2 separate regions of the Mus musculus genome follow, and region 2 is linked to region 1. A link is a loop called in an ENCODE intact Hi-C map of the cell type or tissue named here. Cell type or tissue: left cerebral cortex. All regions are shown on one strand.

Region 1 (2,500 bases):
TCCTGGCTCATCAGAGCCCGAGCTGCTGGATCTGACTAGTTTCCCTAAATCTTCATCACCACGAGAGAGTTCTTCAATAGAGCCACCAGCGTTTACAACCCACTGTCTAGGATCCAGCATTCTGCACGCGCCCAGTGGGTAGACACTGCTCTACCAAGAAACCACAGGCAGGAAGGTAGCAGTGGGTTACTCAGGTCTTCTAGGGGATCTCCACTACAGAAGTAATGAGACCCGTAGCATCTGGCTTCATCCGTGAGCGTACAATCAGGGACGAACTCTGACTCAATGCTGGTCTCAGGAAATTTTCTTTTTTTCTTTTTTTTTTTTTTCTTTTAAATGTAAGCGGTCATTTAAAACTGCAAGTGGGTGCTAGATGGTTTGCTCACAGAAAAACGCATTGTGTTGTATGAATTGATTTATTACGTGTTTATCAGAGCGGACAATGTTTTATTCTTCTTTCCTAGATCCTAAGTGAAGTTATGTTTGAGACACACTGTTCATTTTCCTAAAGTGTAATTTATAAACACATTGAGCAATTCAATTAGGATCTTGTTTTGAATTTCCAATGTGACAAAGCATGTCCAATTAGAGTAATCAATAATAAATTGTGGCCAAAGACATTAGAAATCACGAAGATGCCTACAAGGCCTGAATAATGAAGCAAAAACCGTGGAATTAATATTTTCTTTTCCTGGATAAACTTAATTTTGAAGTTTATAAAGAGCACGAGACAGCACAGAATGAATTTGATTTCTGGAGTTACCAGTTTATCTTCATTAAAAGATACTTCCCGTGGTCACAGAACTGAACAAAGCCCTTGACAATTCTGTAGCCTGCGAGTTTTAGGTAAATCAACGAAGTTCCATGGAGCATTGACTCTATGCTGTTTTAATCTTAGAGGCAGTGGGCTGTATCAGATAGAGACATGGCCTGGGAGAGAGGACATTTTCTTGGAATCCTTGATGATAGATGACCATGGGGCTACTCATTATAGCTAGTGTAGGAAAGTCGGGTTTATTCAACAAAGGAATCATATTGCTATTTATCTTGAGTTTGGTGTTAGCTTTCTGTTGCTGTGACAAAGTACCTGAGATAATTAACTCGGGGGGAAGAAAGGTTTGTTGGTTCATGGTGCAAGAGGTTATAGTTCATGGTCACTTGACCCCACTGCGACCCGCCTGTGGATGCGCAGTACCTGCTGGTAGTAGTTTGCTATGGCTAATAAGTAAAGAGAGAAACAGGAAGGACCTAGACTCCCAACATTCCCTTCAAGGGACTTGTCCCCCAGCTTCCTGCCAGGAGCTCCACTTCTCGAAATCTCCAATACCAGCACCAGCCAGACACACAAGCCATCAGGGGCATTGCGGATGCAAACCAGTGGATTCAGACAGCATCAAGGACACACCCCATCTTAAGAGTTTGCCACCCTTCACTTCATTATGCCATCCCTGTGTCACTAGAAGTTTGTTTTCGACATGGCTCCATCTTGTGGATAGTAGAGTAACTGCAGTTCTCCTGTTTCACAGAGGAACATGGCAGGATGGAGCCTTTCCCTCCGTCCTCACACGATGTAGTCTTTGACTCCAGGGACTCTCACCTGTCAGAAACTTGTTAACATTCTGGGGTCTTGTTCATAGAAGCATCGGCAAGATGACAGGGCGGGAGTGGGGATGACGCGAAGATGCTTATGAAAACAAACAAACAGAGGTCCACCCACGTAGCTCACTGTTCTTTAGAGATAGCCATGAGTGTAATCAGGGGTGTAGTAGACAGACTTGATGTTTACACACACAAGTGGCATGTGTGTGCCTGAAGATCACAAGCTACTAACTAAAGTGAATGGATTTGGGATGATGTCTAGTTGCGACTAAAGCCCCAGCTGATTTTATTTCATTACATGGCTAAAGCGTTGGCTCATCCTCTGGCCCTCAGACACGATTTTTATCGAGGACGTTCTCCTCTCTGCATTTCCATGGGGTGGCTCGTGGAGCGGGAGGTTGCTGTCTGCCGCTGTTACGCGTATCACACCCGGCCATCTTGCCTTTCAGTTGGTAAGCTCTATGAGCTCCGTAGCCGAGCACTGTCTCCCCTCCTTACTCCGAACCCTGTTTGACTGGTACCGACGCCAGAACGGAACCGACGATGAATCCTACGGGTACAGGCCTAGGTCGAGCACAAAGTCTAAGGGGTAAGTGGCTTATCTAACTGTCTTTCCTGGACGTGGGGCACTTGTGGTCGATGGGGTGATGGTGTTATCAAGCCGAGACTGTGTCACTATCTACTTTATTTAGAGACAAGGTAGATAGAGTTTATGCCCATGTGTGTAAGTAAGAGTGAAGGTGTTCATGCTTAAACTTTAATAATCCCATTAAAAAAGTTATCCCATGTTGTGTTTTTAATCTAGAAAAGTTAGTCCTTTTGTTTAGTTTTGTCTAGTTTTTTTTTTTTTTTTTTTTTTTTTTTTTTGGTGTTGTTTTTTTTTTAAGCTACCAATGGATTA
Region 2 (2,500 bases), 250 kb before region 1:
ACTCTCTTCTCCCCGTTCTAGCAATGGATCGGGACAGCAGCCGGTGTTGGACCACTGAGGGTTCTTGGCACTTGTTCCTTGTGTTAGCCTCTGCTTGTCTAGCTCTCTGAGAACAGAGAGTACCTTCATTCCCGCCCACCAATCACCCATCCTCAGATCTTGCTGCGGCTTCCGCCCTGCAGGAAGCCTGTCTCAGGGAGGCTCCCAGGAGTAACCCATTAGCCACCTCCTCCTCTTTAGGCCTCATCCCTCTTACCTGGGTTTTATAGCGCTTCTCCTTCCCAACTATGCTTCCCTCTGTCTTCATCCTTCCTCGGCAGACTCCCCTTCCCCTTGTCTCTCTCCTCTTCTGGCTCACTCCTCTCTCTTTCTCATCGTTCTAGCCTCAGCTGTCCCCAGAGCCTGGAAAGTCTAGCACAGCGTTGTTCTAGTCTCTTCTTTACTTGGCTCATCTTTCCTGCACGTCGTCATGTACCTTGCTCTCTTGGATGTCCTCACCCACTAAGTCCAAAATCTCTTCTACTCACTCACTGCGTTCCCTTTGTGATTTGCCCGTCTTGGTGATGGCAATGCCATGCCCCAAAGCTGCATCATCTATACCCAGCAACTGTGAGATCAGCAAGGGGTGGAGACATTTCTTCCACCTTCCCCAATCTTACCCTGTTGGCTTGCATCCACCGCCAGTCTCCTACGTCAGCCTCACGGTCCTCTATATTAGCACACAGCAATACCTTTTATGGTCTTCCAGCCTTTTCTCCCCACTACCCCACCTACCCCCAACTTCCTCCCCATCACACTTTTCTTCCTAAAACCAGGACAGAGATGTCAGTCCCTGACTCTAAGATAGTAGGTGGATTCTCTGGGTGTGTACCATGTTCTGGCAATGATATAGTTTAAGAACTCCTAAGCCCTTATTGCTCCTAAATTCATCTCTGCCTATACATGCCCACTCTGTTCCTTTGCTCAGACTGAAAATTTTGGCCACACGGGGGCACTCTTATCCACAGCTAGACAGTGGAGAGACTGTGAGCCTCTTAGTGACTGGGCCTGTGGATCTGTAGCTTACTCTGCCCAAAACTATTTAATCTCCCTGTGCCTTGCTTCTTTGACCTGTGAAATAGCTACAACATCCTTTCCTGAAGGATGACAAGTGATCGAACGAATATTTATGGAGCATCTCTGCCAATGCAGGGAGCACTGCTCCCAATAAATATCAGTTCCTTCTGTGCGCTTACTTCCCCTTACTTTTTAAATGTGGCCCCTCGACTTCAGCAAAGCAACACTCTGGGTACTCAGCACTCAGTACTTGGCACTCAGTACTCAGAACCAGAACCATCATTTCTTACCTTTGTTCTGAATTTGTTTTCTCTTGTGGAGTGGAACATTGTCAAAGTAGACAAAGTAGTTAGGAGGCTGAAGCAGTGGATCGGGAGCTTCATGCTAGCCTGGGCTACACAGAGAGATTCTGTCAAAGGAAGAGAGAGCCGGATGGTGGTGTCTTCTGTATCTTTGCATCTTAGGCATCTCATTCTGTGCATAGATCCACTGAAGAGAAAACAACAACTGTGTTTACCTACTGATGCCGAGGCTCTCGGACTCTTAGTGTAGTCCCTGGAAATTAAGTGTCAATATGCATTGTGTTGAAGTATCCTGGGCATTTTCATATTGAACTGAATAATTGCTTACCCTGATACAATAAAACCTTTTAAGCCCATTCTCTTGTAGAGAAGGCAGCTTTGAAGCCCAGTCTTACATTTTGTAACATTTGTAAGGAGACCAGTTGGTGAAGTAGCTCACTAGGAAGTGGCCATTGTCTTGGCTTGTTCATTATTTTAACGAAGTTTTAAACTAAGGTGGTTAGCCTTGCTCGTTTCTCTTGAAGCATTCATTCCTGTTACTTTTTTCCTCTTTGTCTCCCCTTACTACAATGCAAATGTCCAAAAGTCTGACATCATGTCTGACTTACTGCTGTGTTACCAAAGCCTAAAGCAACATTTAATACTTGTTGACTAGGGGTTGGAGAGATGGCTCAGTGGTTAAAAGCAGTGACTACTCTTCAAGATGACCTGAGTTTAACTTCCAGCACCCACATAGTGCCTTACAACTATCTTTAATTCCAGTTCCAGGGAAATGGATGCCCTCTTCTGGTCTCTGAGGGCACCAGGCACTCACTCAGGGCACACATATACATGTAGACAAAACACCAAAACACATGAAATAAAATAATAACAAGTACATGTTGACTAAATGATGAATTTATGTATGCTGTCTTCTAATATTTAGTAGACTATGAGTCACAAAAAGTGTTGTGCTTCCCAGAATGTTTAAGAAACTAATGGAAATACTAGATGTTATAATATTTACTCATAGCTCCATTTGTATGACCCACCAGTGACCTGAGTTCTCATGTCACATGTCTGCTTGAGCTTCTGAGCCTTTGTCTACAGTTCTGCAGCCTTCCTGGACCCAGAGTCCACCTTCTCCTTCATTGCTTGAAGAC

The links. A loop is a pair of places that touch in the nucleus more often than their neighbours do. Peaks named below come from ENCODE experiments on the same cell type or tissue, not always from the same donor. Only the 100,000 strongest peaks of a DNase experiment are listed, where the experiment ranks them.
Region 2: it touches region 1 in a loop (8-fold over the local background); 34 of 42 quality-filtered maps call a loop at or near these places.

Annotation. Positions count from the first base shown.
Region 1 is chr5:73,132,934-73,135,433 of GRCm38, reverse strand. Fryl (FRY like transcription coactivator) reads left to right here. Exons shown (of 63, transcript NM_028194.2): 6 at 2,049-2,188. Among named protein-coding and RNA genes, the nearest start is that of 1700071G01Rik, 23 kb to the left of the region's middle. In left cerebral cortex, a CTCF peak has its summit at 1,499 (motif pointing left); a DNase peak (open chromatin) is centred at 1,489.
Region 2 is chr5:73,378,609-73,381,108 of GRCm38, reverse strand. Gm34583 (a long non-coding RNA gene) reads right to left here. Exons shown (of 8, transcript XR_377017.2): 5 at 2,390-2,500; 6 at 1,347-1,545. Among named protein-coding and RNA genes, the nearest start is that of Gm34583, 8.9 kb to the right of the region's middle. In left cerebral cortex, a CTCF peak has its summit at 983 (motif pointing right); DNase peaks (open chromatin) are centred at 54, 660 and 988; H3K4me3 peaks cover 313 bases; H3K27ac peaks cover 487 bases.